Linked DNA regions of Homo sapiens: region 2 is linked to region 1. A link is a contact called in ENCODE Hi-C or POLR2A ChIA-PET data. All regions are on one chromosome and are shown on one strand. The core of a region is the stretch at or near the end of the contact, and the rest is flanking DNA. Distances in the headings are between cores, read along the strand shown. Region 1 overlaps LOC105372663 (a long non-coding RNA gene). Region 2 overlaps ATP9A (ATPase phospholipid transporting 9A (putative)).

Region 1 (2,700 bases), core at 148-2,647:
GGGTACTCTGCAGCATCCCCTGGTGGCACAGGACATCGCATGGGGACGGGCTGAGTGCGCTAATGTGCTGTGCTCAGGTCTTTCTTCCTCTTCTTGTAAAGCCGCCAGTTTCCTTCCCATGATAACCCATTCACCCATTAATCCATGAATGGATTCATCCATTCACGAGGGTAGAGCCCTCAGGATCCAGAGTCACCACTTAAAGGCATCACCTCTGAACACTGCCACATTGGCATGGCAGGCAGGATAAGGGCCCCGTAATGATGTCCATGTTCTAATGCCCATCATCTGTGGATGTGTTACCTTCTACAGCAAAAGGGACTTTGCAGGTGCGATTGCTAATCACCAGTGATTAGAAAGGAAGAGTACCCTGGGTTACCCAGGTTTGCCCCATGTAATCACAGGAGTCTTTAGAGGCAAAAGAAAGAGATGTGAGAGTTTGTTAGAGAAAGAGGCGTGAGGCTGGAAGTGGAATCAGAGTGATGGGATGGCTGGCCCAGCAGATGAGAGCTGAGTGCTAAGGAATGCGGGCAGCCGTGTCTATTTCCAAAGAAGCTGGAAAGGATGAGGAAACCTTCTCCCCCAGAGCCCCCAGAAGGAGCGCAGCCCTCCTGACACCAGGATGCTAGCCCCACGGGACCTACTTTGGACCTTGGACCTCCAGCACTGTGAGGTGATGAATTTGTGTTGCTTTATGCCACTAAGTTTGTGCTAATTGTCGCAGAGGCCTGCAAGGAGACAGGGCTCAGGAGCGGTGGGTTTCAGCTAGGATGAAAACACGCAGGCCCTGGGGGGAGGGAAGACTGAGGATGTGGGGGTTTGTTTATGGGGGGCAGTGAGGTGCAGAGGGATGGGCAGCACCATTTCATGGGGCTGTGGGGCAGAAAGTGGGGTCTGAGCCTCATGGGGGTCAGAGTGAGACGCAGGGGATGAGATGAGAGTGACATAAACAGGGATAAATGGCAAAAGAGACTCGTCCCAGAGGGGAGGCCGTGAGCCCTGGGAGATGGAAGTCACGGGACCTGGGACCCCCACTGCCCGACTCTCCGAGGAGCCCTGGACATACTCTGGGCAGTGCTGGTCTAGGGAACTGGAGACGGGGGGTGGGGTGTCCACAGGGCAGATTTTAGGAGAGCCTGCCCTTGCACCTTCAGATCCTGGAGCCCAGCTCAGGGGCCAAGGTCTGTGTCGAAGACCCCAGCAGCACACAGAGGGTGCCCTGGCTTATTTGCACCACGGGGAGGATAAATGAGAACGTGGGCTCCTGAACTGCACGGCTGCAGGTGTATCTGGGGAGGACCAGATGGAGAGGCGCCCAGCCGGAGCGCGTTAGCACCATCTAACATAGCAAGCTACAGGCGCTGGCCGCACCTCGCTCCACTGCAAACAATCCGTTATTCACCTTGTCAAACAGACTCCCCCGAGAAGCCGGTTTCAGATTGGGCTTGTAAACGGCAGCTGGCTGGCCGGCCCTTCTCTTACCTGTCCCCAAGGAGCTGTTGAGCCACAGCAGTGAGCATTTTACAAGCAGGAGGGCCACAGGTGACTGCAGGCTGCCAGAAAGCAGATAACTGGCCTGGCAGGCTCCAGGATTCTAGGGAATTATGGCCTTTGGCTTTCTGTAGCAAAGGGAACTGGCTCTGTCTAGAAGACAGGCTGGAATACACTGCTGTGTAATTAGAGATGAATAAACCGAGCCATGTGGGGCAGGAGGAAAGTCTCCCTTGAGTCAGTTGTTTGGTTTATAAAATGTGTTAAATATTAGGAAATGATTAATTTTCCATACATGCCAGATGAGCCCATTGTTCTCCATGCACAGGAAAAGGCATGTTTGCTCATTTAACACCCGGTTCCTGGGGGCCTACCATACCGCATGCCAGGGTGGTAGAGAGATGGCATTGAGCAAATCAAGACAATCGTCGCCGCCATGGAATTTACAGGGGCAAGAGACAGGCAGCAAACATGCACACGGCCATCCAAACAGCGTTTTTGACATGCCAGGCTGAGTGCATGTGTGGGTGGGGCATGGGGTAGGTCCCACATGACAGCGGTCACTGAAGTCCTCTGAGGACAAGAATTTGATTGGAAAATTGAAGAATGAGGAAGAGCCAGTCCACGAAACTCGGGGGTCAAAGCGTTTCAAGTTTTAGGAGGAGACAGAGAGAGAGGTGGGGAATGGTGTGGTCTGGGCAAGGAACAGAAAAGAGACCTGGAGGCTGGAGAACTTGGGGCCGAGGAAGATGGCTGAGCCTCTTGCCTGAAATTCGGATCATCCTGAACGCAAAGGGAAGCCGTGGAGGGCTTTAAACAGGGCTGTGATGGGATCTGAGGCTGCTTTAACCTCGATCTGGCTGCTGTGTGGACGGGGAGGTCGGGAGTACACCAGCAAAGGGCTGTTGTGTCATCCAGGTAGGAGATGAGGGTGTTCTGGTGAGCATGAGGCATAGAGGTGGGATGATTTCAGAAGGGACCCAGCAGGACTTGCTGATATGTGGGCAGTGGGGACAGTGAAGGATCCGGGGTTATTCCCAGGGTTTTGACTAAGCGACTGTGTAGATGGTGTTGCCATAAACTGATGAGTAAGATGGGTGTGTGTTGGGAGAAGGGAGGAAGAGGAGATTGGGAATCAGGAAATTTTGGGGCATGTTGAACTCAAAATGCCTCCTGGCTACCAAAGAGAAGAAGGCACATAGTTGGGGA
Region 2 (2,700 bases), core at 106-2,605, 280 kb after region 1:
CTCTGTCTCAAAAAAATAAAAATAAAAATAAATAAGAAAACAAAATGAAAAATAGCATTTCTCACACAATTAGCTAATATCTCAAAATAACATATACTTGGGGTAAGGAACACTGAGAATTATAGATTTAAACTTAAATTTCTTTTTTTTTTCCTTTTGAGAGGAGTCTCCCTCTGTCACCCAGGTTGGAGTGCAGTGACGCGATCTCAGCTCACTTCAACCTCCACCTGCCGGGTTCAAGCTATTCTTCTGCCTCAGCCTCCTGAGTAGCTGGGATTACAGGTGCCCGCCACCACCCCCGGCTAATTTTTTTTTTTTTTTTTGTATTTTTAGTAGAGACGGGGTTTCACCATGTTGGTCAGGCTGGTCTCAAACTCCTGATCTCGTGATCTGCCCGCCTCGGCCTCCCAAAGTGCTGGGATTACAGGCGTGAGCCACCACACCCAGCCTAAACTTAAATTTTAAATCATCATACCTGTTATTCAGCTACAAAGAGGAATAAAGTACATACACCTGCTACAACCGGAAGAACCTTGCAAATACTCTGCTAAACGGAAGACCGGCCAGACACAAAAGGTCACATATTGTTTGATTCTATTTATAGGCAATGTTCAGAATAGGCAAATCCAGAGACAGAAAGTAGACTGACAGCTGGGGGGATAGAGCAGGGGGGTTTGGGAACTCAAGGGATGTGGGCTTTCTTTTTAGGGTTGATAAAAATGTTCTAAAATTAGACAGTACCAATGTTTGCACAGTATTGTGAACATATTAAAAACTACAGAATCATATGCTTAAAAGAGCAAATTTTATGGTTTTTAAATTGTATCCCCTTTTTCCATTAAAAGTACTAGTAAATTGCCAGGCGTGGTGGTTCAAGCCTGTAATCCCAGCACTTTGGGAGGCCGAGGCAGGCAGATCATCTGAAATCAGGAGTTCGAGGCCAGCCTGGCCAACATGGTGAAACCCCGTCTCTACCAAAAATACAAAAAAAAAATTAGCCAGGTGTGTTGGCACATGCCTGTGATCCCAGCTACTCGGGAGGCTGAGGCAGGAGAATCTCTTGAACCCGGGAGGCAGAGTTTGTGGTAAGCCAAGATAGCACCACTACACTCCAGGATGGGGCGACAGAGTGAGACTTCGTCTCAAAAAAAAAAAAAAAAAGTACCAGTAAATGAATAACCCAGGGGAAAAACCATCACAAGTCCTTAGCTGGTTATAGTTTTCTCTCCTAATGTGTTGGCCATTTTCTTACTGTTTACTTGGCCTTGTATTAATAATCTGAAGCTTTCCTGCAGGAATCTTTTAAAACCACCTGCTCTCTTTATGAGTCCAGTTTAGTTCAACCACATCCTTAGAACAAGTCACCTGGACACTCATAAACTGCGGCCTACATTTCAACACTGGGAAAATAAACAACTGTGGAATTCCAGCCCCTTCCGCAGGACACCTCAAGGACCGGACCTGACAAGTACCTGTCTGATACATGGAGTGAGGGCCCCTGGGTCAACCTCAATAGTATTAGTAAGATTTTAATTTTGCATTAATTTTGGAGATGGAACTGAAATGTAAAGAGTCGCTTCCTGTACCCCAGTGGGTCATCTTGCAAACTCTTCCTTGGAGTCCACAGGTTTAGATACCCATGCTCTGAACAGGGATGAACCTCAGTTTCACAGCAGCTGTTCTCCAATGCTACTGTACTCTGGAAACACCTGGTTCACCTGTTAAAACTGCAGGTCTGGGCACCACTCCTTGTGCTCCTGACTCTGGCCCAAGTGATCTAGCCCAGGGGTTCCAAAGGCTGTACTTTACGAAACACTGGGCCAGGCATGGTGACTCACGTCTGTAATCCCAGCACTTTGGGAAGCCAAGGCGGACAGATCACCTGAGGTCAGGAGTTTGAGACCAGCCAGGCCAACATGGTGAAACCCCGTCTCTACTAAAAATATAAAAATTAGCCGGGCGTGGTGGCAGGTGCCTGTAATCCCAGCTACTAGGAAGGCTGAGGCAGAGAATTGCTTGAACCCGGGAGGTGGAGGTTGCAGTGAGCCGAGATCGCACCCCTGTACCTCAGCCTGGGCAACAGAGTGAGACTGTGTCTTAAAAAAAAAAAAAAAAGAAAGAAAGAAAAAGAAGAAAGAACCACTGGTATAAGAACCCCTTACGAAGCTCTAAGGTGGGAGGCGTGACTGCAGTGGGAGCAGGGGTGATGTGCATATTTGGGATGGTTCCACAGCTGCAAATTTACTAAAGTCACCACACTGTGTATTCAACATGGCTGAACTTTCAGGTATGTAAATCATCCCTCGATAAAACTGGTTTTAAAAAAGCATGCAAAAGCTTCCATATGTCCCATCACACACGTGGTCCTGTGCTTATGCCAGGATGTTTAGACATCACGAGAGAAAGATGCACACACTCTCACTTGGGTAGATCTGTACTGGAATTGTGAGTTCACCCCAGCCTCGCACAGCTAACCCTAACCCCACAACACACAGCTGTGTCAGACTCAAGGCCGGGATGGGCAAACTGATTTATGAGCTTCCCCTAAGGAAGGAGTATGAGGTGAGGTTCACGGTAAGAAGTGTGGTTTTCTGAATTTCAACACTTTACAAAGAGTGTTATCTGTGCTAAGCCAAAAATGAACCATAAAAGCTAAAATACACAAATATCCTGAGAGGGGACGGCTTCCGTAAACACCAG

Evidence for each region. A loop is a pair of places that touch in the nucleus more often than their neighbours do. ChIA-PET counts read pairs that join two places held with the same protein, here RNA polymerase II (POLR2A). Pooled maps may share reads with other maps.
Region 2: a map of OCI-LY7 shows a loop between it and region 1 (2.8-fold over the local background). The contact joins two enhancer-like sites. A Hi-C loop is called at or near these places in 1 of 168 maps with a recorded cell type or tissue (OCI-LY7) and 1 of 50 pooled maps. POLR2A ChIA-PET finds 5 or more read pairs at or near these places in 1 of 52 experiments (PC-3).

The regions. Positions count from the first base shown.
Region 1 is chr20:51,381,739-51,384,438 of GRCh38, forward strand. The region is part of intron 2 of LOC105372663 (a long non-coding RNA gene); the gene reads left to right. Among named protein-coding and RNA genes, the nearest start is that of MIR3194, 70 kb to the right of the region's middle. Within about 2 kb of position 1,398, at least 5 of the 41 ENCODE cell types and tissues checked have a DNase peak (open chromatin) inside an H3K27ac peak, as active enhancers do; they include OCI-LY7 and PC-3, where a contact is called at or near this core.
Region 2 is chr20:51,664,581-51,667,280 of GRCh38, forward strand. The region is part of intron 13 of ATP9A (ATPase phospholipid transporting 9A (putative)); the gene reads right to left. Among named protein-coding and RNA genes, the nearest start is that of ATP9A, 100 kb to the right of the region's middle. Within about 2 kb of position 1,356, at least 3 of the 41 ENCODE cell types and tissues checked have a DNase peak (open chromatin) inside an H3K27ac peak, as active enhancers do; they include OCI-LY7 and PC-3, where a contact is called at or near this core.